Linked DNA regions of Homo sapiens: region 2 is linked to region 1. Evidence: chromatin loops called from intact Hi-C (ENCODE). Cell type or tissue: HCT116. All regions are shown on one strand. Each heading gives the region's core, and the rest is flanking DNA. Links, peaks and the distances in the headings are about the cores only. Region 1 overlaps NSMCE4A (NSE4A component of SMC5/6 complex). Region 2 overlaps TACC2 (transforming acidic coiled-coil containing protein 2).

Region 1 (8,956 bases), core at 308-8,307:
CTTTCAGCTGCAAGTCTTTTTTTTGAGACAGAGTCTTGCTCTGTCTCCCAGGCTGGAGTGCAGTGGCACGATCTCAGCCACTGCAACCTCCACCTCCCGGGTTCAAGCAATTCTCCTGCCTCAGCCTCCTGAGTAGCTGGGATTACAGGTGCATGCCACCACGCCCAGCTAATTTTTGTATTTTTAGTAGAGATGGGGTTTTACCATGTTGGTCAGGCTGATCTCGAACTCCTGACCTCATGATCCGCTTGCCTTGGCCTCCCAAAGTGCTGGGATTACAGGCGTGAGCCACCACGCCTGGCCTCAGCTGCAAATCTTAACAGCACAAATTTAATCAATCCAGAGAAGGGAACGCAGAACCACTATCCCTTTCTCACCTGTTACACACAGTTCTAAGAATGGGGCACTACAGGGAGGCAAAAATTCAAATTTCACTGGAATGGGGAAAAGGGATACTTTGGATTGCCAAATGAACTTTAATAGAACTGTGTAGCCATCCCATTGAAAAGGTTACCTTCAGCTAGCATCAAGCACTTGGCTTCTGCTGCCTCTGACTTGGAGTAATCACAGGCTCTGAAATCTCAAAGGTCTTCACAATCTCCTGGCAGACAATAATGAACATTTAGGCACTGGGCTTACTGCAAGTGAAGGCAGAGTCAGAACTATGCAGGGGCAACAGGCAGAGCTTTACCTCCCAGTCACGGTAACTCAAAGCTATAATTCCTTGATTTCTAACTTGTGTGTTATGTTCAAATCCCTCATTTTCTTCATTAATACTAACAGGCTCTGTTTGAAAGACAAATTTTTCAAATTTATCAAAGGTTATTAAATCGGAACAGGTAATCTAAACGGAAACTGATGAATAATAGCAATGAAACCTGTATTGAAAAGATACTTATAATATTACATACTTTTTAGGATTTCATGCATTATGGAGCTGCTGTAGTATTATTACAGTAGCCAGTCATTCCATCTGTTTCCATTTCAAAAAACATGTAGTAGAGTAACACATTCCAGACATTTGAAAATCTGCATATCTATGTGTCAACCACAGAGCTAAGCCCTAGTGAGTCCAATAGGACATTGAGAACATTGAAAGTAGCAAGTAAGTGCGATGGAAATATTCACTCTCCACAGGAGACCTTAGGAGGACATGAGTAATGGAGAGTGTGAAATTATTCAGGTAAGAATGAAAGATTCATAGAACCTCAAAGAGAAAAGAAGGTGCCGGCATCTGACAAAACGTGATTAGAAAGAGGGATACTACAAAAATGACTGCAATCACCAACTTTCTAAATTAAGATCTGAGGGAAATTATATCATTTCTTTGTTAATATTTACAGCAGATGTTGAATCAATGATATAGATGAATCCATCAAAATTTTAGACGCTGGCCATGTTTTCAGTATCTTCAGGTAGTTGAGCAAGATACAATATTGTAAAAGTTAATCTACATTGAAAATTCATTTACATTTAGTAAAATACTTAAATTCTACTAACAAATATATTTTCTCTAAAACTAATTTTTCCAAACATAGTATCATTTACCTATTACTGGCAGTCGGTCTTGGTCAAGTCTTATTCTTGCAAAACCATCCTAAAACGAAAACATGATTTTAGGAGAAGACAAACATTTAAGACTCAAACCTATACGCACTAGATGGAAAAAATTACTCAGAAAATTCAGTATCTCAGAAAATCAAATTACACCATAGCAATAATAAGGTGATGATATAGATAAGACTTCCCTAGTATCTTTTATTTACACAGGGTATCTTTGGGTTTCTAATCAGCTCTTTCACCCAGACACAGCCTCCATCCTGAGAATCTCTTAAGTGAAACTCATCTTGTCTCTTTAACTGATTTATACATATTTTGGAATACTCCACATTTTATTCTGCATAATTCTGTCACTGGGACCACTGGCAAAATATGCCTTTGTTATTATTTCTGAGAAAATACGTTGGTAGACATAGGTTTTCTCTAAGGTTATAATCAAATTCATCTTACATGTGGGAATGCAACCTGAAGTAAGATTAAAGATAGTCTAAAGCAAATTTCCATGGTACATATCTGAGTAGAGTTTTAAAACCAATTTTGAAATAATTTCAGACTTAAAGGGCTATAAGACTACTATAAACACGTGGCATATATCCTTTACCCATATTCATCAGTCGTTAAAGTGTTAGTTACCACGTTTACTTTATCACTCTACATATTATTATTTATGAATGAAGTGAGAATGATAGGCGGCCTGCTTCTTTTCCCTAATCTTTCAGTGTGTATTTCTTGAGAACAAGGATATTATACAACATGACAACTATCAAATGCAGGAAATTTAACATTTATACCATACTGTTATCTAATCTAAAGTTCCATATTCAAATTTTTCCAATTCTTTCTCTAAATAATTTCTAAAACATAAAAGCAAGCATATAAAATTTTAGCTAGCTTCTTCTACCTAATATGCCAATTAATGTTTTGCTACAATGGGTCTGAAACATATACTGGCTAGTGTATACAGATACCTTTGCCAGCTCCCTTCTACAGCTTTTCTTATGTAGCCTTTTAAAAGCATATAAAAGCAATTAGAAAAATAATCTTTAATCTTACCCGTATAATGAAGGAAACATGAAAGATGTTTTCCACTGTACGGGGGAAAGAATGAGGATCAACCACAAAGTCAAAGAAGGACATTGGGGTATCAGCTATAGACAAAAAGAGAAAAAAAAATTGATTTTTGCTTGTCATTAATATCAGTACACTCTAGCGTTAGCCAGAGACAAAGAAAGGATGTGTACTCATTCCTGCTGCAGGAGTGCAAATCAATCCAACCCTTCTGGAGGCCAATTTGGCATCTCTACTAAAAACATGTATGCCCACTGACCTGGAAACCACCTCTAAGAAGCTGTGCTACAGAAATACAAGTGTAACTGCACAAAATTACATACTAAGATTTTTTACTTCAGCAATTTATACAAGAGTAAAATGCTATAAAGAACTTAATCATCCAGCTGGGCATGGCACTCACACCTGTAATCCCAGCACTTTGGGAGGCCGATGCTGGCAGATCACCTGAGGTCAGGGGTTCAAGACTAGCTTGGCCAACATGGCGAAACAATGTCTCTACTAAAAATACAGAAAAAAAATTAGCCAGATGTGGTGGCGCGTGCGCCTGTAATCCCAGCTACTCAGGAGGCTGAGGCAGGAGAATTGCTTGAATCCAGGAGGTGGAGGTTGCAGTGAGTTGAGATGGTGCCACTGCATTCCAGTCTGGGCGAAAGAGTGAGACTGTCTCCTAAAAAAAAAAAAAAAAAATAGGAACTTGGCCGGGCGCGGTGGCTCATGCCTGTAATCCCAGCACTTTGGGAGGCCGAGGTGGGTGGATCACAAGGTCAGGAGATCAAGACCATCCTGGCTAACACGGTGAAACCCAGGTTCTACTAAAAGTACAAAAGAATTAGCCAGGCGTGGTGGCGGGTGCCTGTAGTCCCAGCTACTTGGGAGGCTGAGGCAGGAGAATGGCGTGAACCCAGGAGGGAGAGGTTGCAGTGAGCCAAGATCGCGCCACTGCACTCCAGCCTGGGCGACAGAGCGAGACTCTGTCTCAAAAAAAAAAAAAAGGAACTTAATCATCCATTAATGGAGGATCTGTTAAATATATTTACAGTACAGCCATATAATGGGAATCAGTGAACAAAACAAGGGAGATCTATATGAAATGATGTGGAAGAATGTCCACATGGAAAAGTCACGTAGCAGAAGAATGTGCATATTATGATTAGCTTGGAAAAAAAGAAAAAAACAAACTTTTTTTTTTCAGATGTAGTTTCGCTCTTGTTGCCCAGGCTAGAGTGCAATGGCGTGATCTTGGCTCACCGCAACCTCTGTCTCCCGGGTTCAAGCGATTCTCCTGCCTCAGCCTCCCAAGTAGCTGGGATTACAGGAATGCACTACCACACCCGGTTAATTTTGTATTTTTAGTAGAGATGAGGTTTCTCCATGTTGGTCAGGCGGGTATCGAACTCCCAACCTCAGCCTCCCAAAGTGCTGGGATTACAGGTGTGAGCCACCACGCCCGGCCAAAACAAACTATTTAGGTAGGTGTGTATAAAACTGATAAAATAATCTGAAAATATACACATTACATTTTATAATGAGGGGAGGTGGAACAGCTACTTTTGACATTTCTCACTTGAATGGCATATTTCATTTTGTAACAAAAAAAATCCCCATCTTTTAAAGATAAAAATGAAAACGTTAACTTCAAAGTTTTCACATGAAATTTCTAAAGGGGAGAAGAATCCTCATAAAATGCATATGTATTTATTCAAATATTACATACAGCTGAAATTGCCTTTTAAATACAAGTAACCTCAGTGAACAGATAAATACAAATTGCTCCACTTTGAATGGTGTTACACTTACGATCTTCTCGAAAATATGTCTGCAACAATCCCAAGATTCTTTCTACTTCTTTCTCTGTTGCTTCTTGATGAGATTCTTCCATTCTTCTTAACTGAAAAAAGTCATTATCAAGCTGACAGACCTACTTACTGGCCTATTAACGTTTTCTTCTCTCTTGCACACCCAAACTCCTTTTCTTCTCTCTTGCACACCCGAACTCTTTTTTTTTTTTGAGACAGGGTCTTGCTTTGCCACCCAGGCTAGAGTGCAGTTGCATGATCTCGGCTCACTGTAACCTCAGACTCCTGTGCTCAAGGGATCCTACCACCTCAGCTTCTTGAGTAGCTGGCACTAGAAGCGTGCACCACTACACCTGGCTAATTTTTTTTTTTTTAATTCATTCTACCTTGTCTAAGACACCTGGCTAATTAAAAAAAATTTTTTTAGATATGGGGTCTTGCTGACCATCCTGGCTAACACGGTGAAACCCCATCTCTACTAAAAATACAAAAACTTAGCCAGGTGTGGTGACAGGCGCCTGTACTCCCAGCTACTCAGGAGGCTGAGGCAGGAGAATGGCATGAACCCGGGAGGCGGAGCTTGCAGTGAGCCGACATCGCGCCTGTAATCCCTGCGCTGTAGGAGGCTGAGGCAGGTGGATCACAAGGTCAGGAGTTCGAGACCAGCCTGGCCATTATGGTGAAACCGTCTCTATTAAAAAACACCAAAATTAGCCGGGCATGGTGGTGCCTGCCTGTAATCCCAGCTACTTGGGAGGCTGAGGCAGGAGAATGGCTTGAACCCAGCAGGCGGAGGTTGCAGTGAGCCGAGATCGCGCCACTGCACTCCAGCCCGGGTGATAGGGCAAGACTCTGTCTCAAAAAAAATTATGGTTTAAAAAAAAACAGATTTTCTGGTTTCAGTAACTTTTTTTTTTTTTTTTTGAGATGGAGTCTTGCTCTGTGGCCCAGGCTGGAGTGCAGTGGTGCCATCTCGGCTCACTGCAACCTCCGCTTCCCAGGTTCAAGCAATTCTCCTACCTCAGCCTCCAGAGTAGCTGGGATTAGAGGCACCCACCACCACATCTGGCTAATTTTTTGTACTTTTTAGTAGAGACAGGGTTTCACCATGTTGGCCAGGCTGGTTTCTAACTCCTGACCTCAGGTGGATCTGCCCGCCTTGGCCTCCCAAAGTGCTGGGATTACAGGCGTAAGCCACCACACTCGGGCAACCTTTGTTTTTTTTGAGACGGACTCTCGCTCTGTCGCCCAGGCTGGAGTACAGTGGCATGATCTCGGCTCAGTGCAACCTCTGCCTCCTAGATTCCTAATTCTCCTGCGTCAGCCTCCCGAATAGCCCGGACTACAGGCACCTGCCACCATACCTAGCTAATTTCTGTATTTTTAGTAGAGACGGGGTTTCCCCGTATTGGCCGGGCTGGTCTCGAACTCCTGACCTTGTGATCTGCCCGCCTCGGCCTCCCAAAGTGCTGGGATTACAGGCGTAAGCCACTGTGCCTGGCCTCAGTAACATTTTCATATCAATTTCTTAATAGAATAGTAACATTACCAGATTAACCATTTTCAGGTTGAACATAAAATAGCAAAATACAAAAGGGCGGTTTAGAAACAGTGGTTCTCGAGTGGGTGTGACTTTCCCCCCACCTCCCCAGGGAACATTTGTTGTCACATGTAGACATTTTTGGTTGTCACAACTCAGGGGTCGGGGGGGCTATTAGCATATAACAGGTAGAGGCTGGGGATGCCGCTAAGCATCCTACAATGCGCAGGACAGCTCCCCAAACCAACATTATCCAGCCGTAAATGTTGACAGTGCTGAGGTTGACCCTGGCTTCGGAGAACTGATCAAAACTAGAGAAATGAGTTAAAACAAAGACAAGCAGCCAATCCAATAAAATGCTTAAAGGCTTAAATAAAATGATTATTTAAGTGACAAAACCTGGCTCCAGACCCGCACACTTAGAAAAAATGGCCAAATTGCATGCACATTATTTTAACAGCTATTTTAACTTTAATGTGTTTTTTTAAAAGCAACATTTTAAAACAAACCTGGGCAGGCATTGCCCTCTCCTCTTGTATCACAGGAACTTTTCTTGGACGATCAACTCGTGGCTTTGGCACAGGGCACTCTCCGTATATTGAACCCAACCTAATGAAAAGTATGCTTTCATTTATTTTTTTTGCCTGTTGTTTGTTAAACAAACTAACTTTACTAACTAAAAGTAGTTTGCATGGTATAGTCAAATTCAGACCAGACATCAGTGATATACAAGCTGACATCAGAGTAAGACTCTTGATAAGGTTTGTGACAGCCTTTCTGCCTTCTTTGTATTTCTAAAAGAACTCCTAGGAGCTTTACTCAACCACAGATACCTCCTCAGACACCTACATACTGCCCTGTAAAGTAGGCCAGTGAATATGCCTGTGACATCTTCCCACCACCCAACCTATTGTTTTGCAAAGCCAACTTCTAAGAGCAGGGGAAGGATGAACATGTATGTGGGGAAGCTCCAGTGGGGTCAGAAGACTTTGATCTGGGGAGGCCAAGGCAGAGGCTCCCAGCCCAGGACTACAGAACACATCTGTCTTAGGATAACAGGGCAAGTCACAGCCATGGGATTCCTTTTCCTTCTGGATTCTGCCCTCATGCAGACTTGGGTTACAGTAATAGATGTAAGTCTGCATCATGTAGAGATCAAAGCCCCAAGAATAAGGCTCATGTGGTCCCTACCCTTGAGGAGACAAAAATATACGATGTAGATGGACAGCTGCATTATGCACACAGATCCATTTCAATATAACATGGTGGGCTACTCTGGGAACACTCCTGCTCCACAAGGAGCAGTATAAAAAAATAAATTAATCAAATTTTAAAAAAGCAACATGGTAGATCCTGGGCGCTTAGAGAGTACTGCTCAAGTGCTATGAGAACACTTGGGCAGAGATATCTACCCAGACATGGGAGTGACGTGGTTGAGAAATCTGATCCTACACTGCTAACACCTCTGTCTGGAGAAGTTGCTGGAGGCTTCCAAGATGGGGCCTGTGGGATAAACAAACTTTACCGAATGGAAAAGATGAAAAGGAATTGGAGGCCAAGAGAACAGCAAGTACAAAGACACAGAGTTTTAAGTACTTCATTGTGGCTGGAAATTGGGCTGGATGATGAGATAAAGTTTAAGGCTTTATCTTTATAACCTAGGATTTATGAGTTTAGTACAATAGCAAAAAACAAAGATTTAGACTTTATCCTAAGATGAAGAAGTTTGGACTACATCCTATTAAATAGAACATACACAAATGGCTCTGGGCACCTGAGTTACCTGAAGTCTTATTAAAAATAGATGCCAGACCCCACACCACACTACTACATTGGCATCTCCAAGGCCTTCTACCCGAGCTACTATCAATCTCAATGGTTTTTAGAAAGACAAATTAGAAAAGACAAAAGCCCAGGAGCTATACCACTTAAAGAAGGACTGAACAACTCAGATGGCTACCCTAAAGTATTTACTGGGCAACAAAACCAGTATACTTGAAGGTCCTCTTAGAGAAGAGCCAGTAAGAGCTGTTCTTAATTTCTCCATAGGACCATGCCAGGAAGTTAAGACAGAAGCCAACTTCATTCAAATATAAAGAAATCTTTTTTTTAAATCAGAGTTCTATCTAAAAAATGAACTGGACAGTTTATGTGGCAGTGACAAGTAATCTTCAAATACAAGTCAGTGGTCATCTAACAGGGTATTATAATAAATGTCACTTTAGACGTTGGGAGACTCATAAGATACCCTCAGTAGGAGGTATCATCCTCCTATATGATAAGGATTTTAAAGATGATAAACCCAGAGTCTCATGAGCTAGAAGCAAAGGAGCCAGGAGAGCACTGGTAAAGAGGTTCTGGCCTTTTCTGCTAAAGCAGAATGAGAGATCCTTTAAGGTTCCATCCACATCTAGAGTTTATGGACTTTTTTTTCTTTTTTGAGACAGGGTCTCACTGTCAGCCAGGCCGGAGTGCAATGGCGCAATCTCAGCTCACTGCAATCTCTGCCTCCCAGGCTCAAGTGATCCTCCCACCTCAGCCTCCCAAGTAGCCAGGACCACAGGCATGGGCCACTACAGCGGGCTAATTTTTTGTATTTTTGGTAGAGATGGGTTCTCGCCATGTTGCCCAGGCTGATCTTGAATTCCTGAGCTCAGATGATCTACCTGCATCCACCTGCCAAAGTGCCGGGATTACAGGCATGAGCCACCACACCCGGCCTAGTGTTTATGAACTTTCATATCAAAGTTTCAAAAGTCTCCAAACAACGGCATCATGACTGTCACCTCTACAATACCAAATAATCTTTGTCCCTACAAGAAAAAGCAATTTAAGGTTCACAAATAACTGGTCTGTTGGATTTTTAAAATAATCTTACAGAAAGTGGAATGTATGGGTTTTATTAAAGGTGTTTTCTGCTGTTCTGCCTGTTATCTTCCAGGAGTCATAGACTATGAATTCAAAATCAGGACTATCTTCATCACGGATG
Region 2 (8,956 bases), core at 650-8,649, 82 kb after region 1:
CAGTAACTCCATTCTAACACTTCTATTGTCTGGGTGTTTCTGTAACAAGTCCCAAAAAACATAATTTTCAACTCTAGAAACTGTGATCAATGCTATGAAGCAAGAAGACAGGTGCACAGACCCCAGACCTAGCCTGGGTGTCAAGGAAGGCGCTTCTGGGGAGCTGATGTTTGAGCTCAGAGCTGCAAATGAGCAGGAAGTAGGTGACATCAGAAGGACCCAGAGCCAGCTCAGCAGACACGCCTCCCCCAGCTTGGGCAGGTCCCCCCGGGTCGGGTCCCTGCTCTGCGTACAAGATGTGGTCTGAATGAGGTTTGCTGCTGCAGGAGACCTCAGCAATGTGGACATCTGAGGAACAGAGGACCAGGAGGACAGGAGAATCTGTGTATGCGAGCCGTCCCCAGGGTCTGGTCATCAAGAAAGGCTGAGGTTGTATGTTGCTCAGGCGCTGTGTGGTTGTTACTTTGCTTGACAGAGGAAAGTGCCATATATATGTGCACATCTTGTTTAAAGCTATGCTTGGTGCTCTACGGTTAACTTGAAGGTCCCTTCTTTAGCTCTTGAGGAACTCAGCATTACAGCAACACTCAGCCAGTGCAGGACAGGGAGCATTTCCCAATATTCCACAGGCTGCAGGTGGGCATCTGGGCTGCTTTAATGTGTTTAATGTGAAAGAAGTTGAGCAAAGAACAAGTTAAGCAGCAAGAATTAATTCAATCTTCATGACAGCACAGAGTTTCCTTTCTTTTTTTTTTTTTTTCTCGTAACGAGACAGAGTCCTGCTTTGTCACCCAGGCTGGAATGCAATGGCGCGATCTCGGCTCACTACAATCTCCGCCTCCTGGGTTCAAGCAGTTCTCCTGTTTCAGCCTCCTGAGTAGCTGGGATTACAGGTGCACACCGCCATGCCTGGCTACTTTTTTGTATTTTAGTGGAGACAGGGTTTCACCGTGTTGCCCAGGCCAGGCTCGAACTCCTGAGTTCAGGTAACCCACCCACCTTGGCCTCCCAAAGTGCTAGGATTACAGGTGTAGCCACAGCACCCGGCCTTGACAGCAGAGAGTTTCTTTACTGTCACCTGTCTGCTCCCACAGCCCCTGCTGTGGGGTTCCCCCAGCCCGGAGGGTCGGTGCTAGTTTTCACTGGCACGATTACGCAAGTGTGTGAACAACACGGCTCCAGGTTTTGGCCAGATGCATCTTCTGAATAAATGTGTAAAATGTTAACTTTGGGAGGAGCTGTTCTTTTCTTTTTTCTTTTCTTTTTTGAGACGGAGTCTCGCTCTGTCACCCAGGCTGGAGTGCAGTGGCGCGATCTCGGCTCACTGCAAGCTCCACCTCCCAGGTTCACGCCATTCTTCTGCCTCAGCCTCCCGAGTAGCTGGGACCACAGGCGCCCGCGACCACGCCCGGCTAACTTTTTGTATTTTTAGTAGAGACGGGGTTTCACCGTGTTAGCCAGGATGGTCTCAATCTCCTGACCTCGTGATCTGCCCATCTCAGCCTTCCAAAGTGCTGGGATTACAGGCGTAAGCCACTGCACATGGCCTTTTCTTCTTCTTTTTGAGAGAGAGTCTCACTCTGTCGCCCAGGCTGGAGTTCAGTGGCACAGTCTCAGCTCACTGCAACCTCTGCCTCCCGGGGTCAAGCGATTCTCCTGCCTCAGCCTCCCAAGTAGCTGGGATTACAGGTCCCTGCCACCATGCCCAGCTAATTTTTCTATTTTTAGTAGAGATGGGGTTTCACCATGTTGGCCAGGCTGGTCTCGAACTCCTGACCTCAAGTGATCCACCCGCCTCAGCCTCCCAAAGTTCTGGAATTACATGCTTGAGCCACTGCACCCAGCCTGAACTTCTGATTAACTGCTTTTGCTCTAAGCTGAGATAGCCAATGGGGCTCTTCATTAATGAGTTTTGAATCTGTTTCTTCTTTATACAGTAACAACCAGCATGTACAATGTCTACGTGGTCTAGCCTTGTCCTTTATTTAACCTTCAGAACAACCCTGCAGTTATGACCCCCATTCTACAGATACGGTACTCGAGGTGTAGAACCCAGAGACTTACAGCTAAATAAGCAGTAAAGCTTGGGTTTCAGAACAATTGTACTCAGCTTCCTGCCTGCTCATTCTTAAACCATGCTGCTGTAGCATGAAAATGAGTGGATACAGGGATTCTAGAGGGGCAAAAGAAATAAAGTTTATGTCTGCACTTTAAGTATAATCAAGTAAACATCACAGCATGGTACAGGCCATCCTGACATGCCCAGCTCTTTGAATAAAGAGACTCTCCCTTTTATTTGTACAGTTGTTGTTTACAAGGCATTCCTATCACCCACTGAGGTAGGGAAGGGCAGAGATTGTGGTCCCCAGTTTATTGACGGAGAGAGAGAGGCTTGGAGAGAGGAACTGATCTGACCAAGGGCACATGGATTTGGATTTTCTGACCTCATCCAATTCTCTTTAAATCATATTGTTTCTAAAATATTAAATACATACAGGTCATCAACATTGGGTATGTTTTTGAAGCCTTTAGTCTGCCACCTACAAACTACAGACATCAGAACATGTCACCTCTTACATCTTTGAGGTTCCTGAATCCTTTTAGGGTAATGGCCACCGCTTGTGACCCAAATGCTTCTGAGGAAGGGAAGGCAGATATGATTTACTAAATATCACTCATTCATTCACTAAATTCAAAATTCCATGAGGGTAGTAGGAACCATGTGTCTCTTTTTATAATTAGATTTCTTTCTTTCTTTCTTTCTCTTTCTTTCTTTCTTTTTCTCTTTCTTTTTCTTTCTTTCTTTTTCTCTTTCTTTTTCTTTCTTTTCTTTCTTTCTCTCTCTCTCTGTCTCTCTGTCTCTCTCTCTCTCTTTCTTTCTTCCTTTCTTCCTTTCTTTCTTTCTTACAGAGTCTCACTCTGTTGCCAGACTGAAGTGCAGTGCACAATCTTGGCTTACTGCAACCTCCACCTCCCAGGTTCAAGTGATTCTTGTGTTTCAGCCTCCTGAGTAGCTGGGACTACAGGTGCCCACCACCACACCTGGCTAATTTTTGTACTTTTAGTAGAGATGAGGTTTCGCCATGTTGGCCAGCCTGGGTTCGAACTCCTGACCGCAAGTGATCTGCCCGCCTCGGCCTCCCAAAGTGCTGGGATTACAGGCATGAGCCACTGTGCCTGGCCAAATTTTACTTTAGAGTATTTTCAGATTTATAGAAAAGTTGCAAAGATTGTATGGAGAGCTCCCATATAGATGCTTCCCCGGCTTCTCCTAAAGTTAACATTTTACACCATGCCTGTTTTAGTCATCAGTGTCTACCCAGAACCTAGACCCAGCCCTTACTATTCATGAGGCATAATCATCAAAACACACGTCAAACTCTATTCTGTTATTTTCCATCTTTTAAAGGAAGAGTGAGGACTCAAACCCAGCTCTCTCGGGCTTCGAAGCTTATTCATTTCTTCTGCTCTATCGTGCTGTATCACATCAGAAAACATTCCGTTTGCGGAAAGCTGAAATCCCACGCTGGCAGCCTTTCGCTTGTTGGCCTGACAGAGTGCCTGCTAGGTTAGGCTGAGGTGTCCTCTGCAACCTGTATTCGTCAATCTTTTGTACCCCCTTGGAGGGGAAGAAACATTTGGGATGGTCTAGCAGAACTGGTGTGAGCATTTGCCTTCCCTTGACAGGGAAGATGGGCAGCCGGCTGGCTCTAGCACAGAGCATGTGTTCATCCTCCATATTTGGTCAGCCTGGCAGTTGTTTCTGAAATCCGATTCCTAATGCCATGGGGATGACCTTTGGTCTGCTTCCCAGCATTCACCTGCAGTCAAGCTGCTCCCAAGGAGCTCGTTCAAAGAGGGGGCGACTTAGGCAGACACTCTGGTCATGATCTAACCATGTTAATTAAGCATGGTTTAATTAACTCTATTGGCATGACCAGTAAGCAGTGGTCTAGAGTGATGGAGCGTTTAAGAGGTAAGTGGAATTTTTTTTTTTTTTTTATGGTGAAATGCTTTAGCTCTTTACAAAGTATATTTTTTAGGACTGGAAAATTGCTGTAACTGTTTAAAGATTGCTTTAAAATAGACTCCAGGCTCTGGAGTGTTCCAGAGCCAACGAAAGACTGTTTGTTTACTCAAGCAATGGCAGCGAGGGAAAGATTTGAAGAAGCAACTGGGCGAGTCCACGTGTCCTGTAAGGCTTGCCAATTGTTTTTCCAGCCTGCGATTTGGAAGTGTAAAGGGTAACTTTAGAAATGCATGCTGTTTTGCAGTGACGCCTGCTGACACACAGGTCCTTTGGAATCCAGTAAGCAATAGAGCTTAAGACTATCTCTAAGACGGGGAACAGGAAGGGGGATTCAAAAGCACAGGGAAATGTGGCAAAAGCGAGAGTTCCCAGGGCTGAGGGTACGTCTTTCGATTTGCAGACATGGCCACCAGACTAAATAAGAATAATCTACTTTTCATACATTCAACAAATATTTATGGACTGCCTCTTCTGTGCCAGGTGCTATTCTGGGCATCAAATCTAGGCTCCTATACCACATTATTCTCAAATGTCCAATTGCTATAATTCCTTGGAGCATAGCAGCAAAATGGCAGAGGCCATAGAGCAACGAATTCCACTGTATGGCGAAGCAGCGTAAGGCAGGGACAAGAGCACAGACTCTGGAGCCAAACCATCCTGGTCCAAATCCTGGCTCCACCACTTCCAAGCTGTGTGATCTTGGGCAAGTGGCTTAACCTCTCTGTGCCCAGTATTCTTAGCTATAACATCGGGCTCTAAGGATTGAATGAGTTTAAATATGTAAAGCACTTAAAAGAGCAGTACTAGACACACAGAAAGTGTTCCTAATAATTAGGTTGCTGCTGTCGTAGCAGAAAGAGAGCTATGTAAATGCTGGGTGTCAGTATTCTTGTGGAAAGAGCACTGGACTTCAAGGTGGGAGACTTGCAGAGGGCAGAAGGCAAGCCTCTCTGTTTCTTATCTGGAAAATGGAAAACATGATTTTACCTGCCTGGTATAGCTCACGGGGATTTTATAAGAATCAAATGGATGTCAAAGAGCTTTGAAAAGTGCAATGTGCCATTCATACAGATAGTTTTGTTGCTTTTAACTCCATCCAGATATGTTTGTGTTGGGGAGAACTAGTATCATTCTTGCAGATTAGCTTTCTATTAGAAAAAGAAGTGGGCCGGGTGCCATGGCTCATGCCTGTAATCCCGGCACTTTGGGAGGCCAAGGCGCATGGATCACGAGTCAGGAGATCGAGACCAGCCTGCCAACATGGTGAGACCCCCATCTCTACTAAAAAAAAATACAAAATTAGCTGGGTGTGGTGGTGCATGCCTGTAGTCCCAGCTGTTCGGGAGGCTGAGGCAGGAGAATTGCTTGAACCCGGGAAGCGGAGGTTGCAGTGAGCTGAGATCACGCCATTGCACTCCAGCCTGGGCAACAAGAGCAAAACTCCATCTCAAAAATCATAATAATAGGGCTGGGTGTGGTGGCTCACGCCTGTAATCCCAGCACTTTGGGAGGCCGAGGCGGGTGGATCTCGAGGCCAGGAGATTGAGACCATCCTGGCTAACACGGTGAAACCCCGTCTCTACTAAAAATACAAAAAATTAGCCGGGCGTGGTGGTGGGCGCCTGTAGTCCCAGCTGCTCGGGAGGCTGAGGCCGGATAATCACTTGAACCCAGGAGGCGGAGCTTACAGTGAGCCAAGATCTCGCCACTGCACTCCAGCCTGGGTGACAGAGTGAGACTCTGTCTCAAAATATAATAATAAAAATAAATAATAATTAAAAAAAGAAAAAAAGAAAGAGAAGTGGAGCTGAAAAGGGAGAGACGCCTGCCTTTTGTTTTTTTCTTCAAAGACAAATCCAAGCCCTTGTTATAGTCCATCTGCCTGAGGAAATATAGCCCGTGGTCCCTTTCTTCTCCTGGACTTGGAGCAAAGATCTGTCTCCTTATTCCATCTGTTGTTTGCATCTGTCTGGGCTATTATTTGTCTTCTTTCCAGAATTAAAAGAAATCTTGCTCATGGAATACTGGGCATGAGATTTATCTGTTAAATTATTTGCAGAATATTTTACTGCAGGTCATCTTGTGATTGAAAGGGGGGCCTGGCCTCAGGTGTTAGTTGCTGAGGTTTGCATGGCGGTCAGACAAGTAGGAATTGGGTTAAAATTTCAAAAATGCAGGACCCTGATATAAAAATGCCACTCACTCAGTATTGTTAATCTTGAGTTATTATAGTAAAATGTGAGAATCATGCTTCCAAAGATTTATAATTTATAGATAAAGAATCTTGGCCGGGTGTGGTGGCACCTGTAATTCCAGCACTTTGGGAGGCTGAGGCGGGCAGATCACAAGGTCAGGAGTTCGAGACTAGCCTGGCCAATATGGTGAAACCCCGTCTCTACTAAAAATACAAAAATTAGCCGGGTGTGGTGGTGGGCACCTGTAGTCCCAGCTACTTAGGAGGCTGAGGCAGGAGAATCGCTTGAATCCGGGAAGCACAGGTTGCAGCGATCCGAGATGGTGCCACCAAACTCCAGCCTGGGCAACAGAGCGAGACTCCGTCTCAAAAAAAAAAAAAAAAAAAAAAAAAAAGAATCTTTCTTTGAAAATGAAGATTATAGAGTGTGAACTTAAGGTGATTTAAAGTTTCCATGGTCTTGATAATGTCCTATGGGGATGATTGTCTTCTTGGATGCACAGATGAAGAGGCTGAGACCCCTCAGGGGGGGGCAGGGGCACTCGTTAAGGGAATGGCTCAGCCTGCAGGGAGGTCAAGCCAACCCCAGGTCAGCAGCCCCCTCTCGTGTGAGGAACCATCCCCAGCTCTTTCTGCCTCCTTCAACACTGCCCCGTGGAAGGGATCAAACAGAGACGCCCTGTCCTGGCTCTGGGATCAGAGATAATCGGTTATGTCTAGATTCCACTGCTGTGTGGTCTTGGCCCAGTTACTAAACCTCTCAGAGCCTCAGCTCTAAAACAGGAACACAAATATCCATCTTTCCCTTAAGACAGTTGTGCAAATTCAATGACATAGTTCATGGAAAGATACTGGCCCAGTGCCTGGCATTAGTAAGTGCTCAATAACAGGAGCATTTATTGCTGTTGTTCTCTTTCCCCCACATTCTATCCTTCAGCTAAAATGAAGGAAAATTTTTGCATTGTAGTGTTCATGTTGGCACTAGACTGTATGGGTACCTGAGAGATGAAGCATCTTTTATGTTTTACCTTTGGACACAATGGGATGAACACAGATAGCCAACCACTCAGGGAAATGCACCAGGTAGGGGAACCTTAGCCAAAGCTAGCTTGCTCTTCGGGCTGGTGTCTGAAGGTCAAGGACTACAGCCCATCCAACAAGTCTGACGGTCTCAAGAAGTCCCCAGGTGCAGACTAGGCAGATGATTTGCTTTCACATGTCCTGCAGAAACGTCAAGATTAATTTACAAAATCCATAGGCTAGAGGTTGGTAGAGTTTGATGAGTGGGGACCCTCCCTTCCTGGGGGACCTTGGGGGCTGTCTGCTTCACCTCCAGGCAGGAGCCATACCTACTATCTTCCTGGGGTGCCCTCTGTGTGCACACCCCTGCAGCCATGGGACTGGGGTCTGTCTCCCTAGACTGTGAGCAACGTGAGAGGAGGAATGGAGCCTTATTTTTTTTTTCTCCTCCCTTTCCTTCCTTCCTCCCTCCCTCCCTTCCTTCCCTCCTTGCTTCCTCCCTCCCTCCCTCCCTCCCTTCTTTCCCTCCTACCCTCTCTCCTTCCCTCTCTCCCTCTTCCTTTCTTTTCCTTTCCCCTATTTGTTTCTGTTTCTGTTTTGTAGAGATGGGTTTCTCCATGTTGCCCAGGCTGGTCTCGAACTCCTGGGCTCAAGCAGTCTTCCCACCTCGCCTTCCCAAAGTGCTGGGATTGCAGGCATGAGCCACCGCACCCGGCTGGGGAGGCAGTTTCTAATTCACACAATGGCATTGTCTGCTCCCAGGCCATGCATTTGGCCCAGAAGAGTGCCACCTTCTGATTTTCACAAAGGTGCCCATGGGCTAGGGAATGTCTGTCGTACAGATTTGCACCATCTGCTAGATTTAAGCAAGGTAGAAAGAAATGAGCTCTTGTGCTGTCTTCAAATGTGTGTTCCATGTAACGCGAGTTCTATAAGATGTTAAACTGTGGTACATAAACAAAGAGTCCTGTGGTCAAGAAATTCTGGCAAACTCTGAGTTAAAATTCAGTAAGTTATTCTGCTGTAGAACTCAGAATTTTTACTATGCTAATGTGCATTGTGAATTTCTAAAGGAGGCCTATATTATGTAGCACTTGTCAAAGGTGTTTGACCAGGGAGTACTTTGTTTTCCTCCAAGCTGATCTGGTGCAGCTCATCTGGATGAGAGGTGGACCGGGGAATGCACTCTCAGTTGCTAGTGACAGAAATTCAGCTTGTACCCACCTGCTAAGGTGAAAAGGGCAATGCATGCGGCCTCATCATAGAGCTCCCAGATGGCTAGGGCAGAATGAGGCCTTGGCCCCAGCAGGGCTGCTCCCTCTGCCTGGCATCTCGGCTTTTCTCTGCCTGCGAGCTCTGCCATCTCTTTCTGTGGCGGTTTCGTCCACCACAGCTGGAAACAAGGCTGCAGGTGACTTCCCGACTCACCTTCTATAGAACCCCCCACCAGAACTGCCCTGGTTCTTCAGGGAATCCCGTAGAAGGTCCTGGCTTGACCGGAGTCTCATGTACACTCCAGTGGGCAGGGACATGGGGCACTATGACTGGCATTTTCCATGAGAACCTCAGGGATGGAGGGTATGGGTGGAACTGTTCTTGAAAGAAGGCAGACCCCATCCCAGAACAAGGGGTGCATGTTGTTTGGGGTGGGGGCACAGGGTCGCCGCTGGGGAAACAAAATGAAAGACAACCACTGCTTTGGGAAATACAGC

The links. A loop is a pair of places that touch in the nucleus more often than their neighbours do. Peaks named below come from ENCODE experiments on the same cell type or tissue, not always from the same donor. Only the 100,000 strongest peaks of a DNase experiment are listed, where the experiment ranks them.
Region 2: a loop joins it to region 1, with 19 times the contacts of the local background. A loop is called at or near these places in 30 of 110 quality-filtered maps.

Annotation. Positions count from the first base shown.
Region 1 is chr10:121,958,810-121,967,765 of GRCh38, forward strand. NSMCE4A (NSE4A component of SMC5/6 complex) reads right to left here. Exons shown (of 11, transcript NM_017615.3): 4 at 8,846-8,956; 5 at 6,477-6,576; 6 at 4,429-4,519; 7 at 2,614-2,708; 8 at 1,549-1,597; 9 at 692-786; 10 at 515-601. The coding sequence ends at 527. Among named protein-coding and RNA genes, the nearest start is that of NSMCE4A, 12 kb to the right of the region's middle. In HCT116, for the core only: no CTCF peak of the experiment used is centred there; no DNase peak of the experiment used is centred there.
Region 2 is chr10:122,040,697-122,049,652 of GRCh38, forward strand. The region is part of intron 2 of TACC2 (transforming acidic coiled-coil containing protein 2); the gene reads left to right. Among named protein-coding and RNA genes, the nearest start is that of TACC2, 56 kb to the left of the region's middle. In HCT116, for the core only: no CTCF peak of the experiment used is centred there; a DNase peak (open chromatin) is centred at 3,774; H3K4me3 peaks cover 773 bases.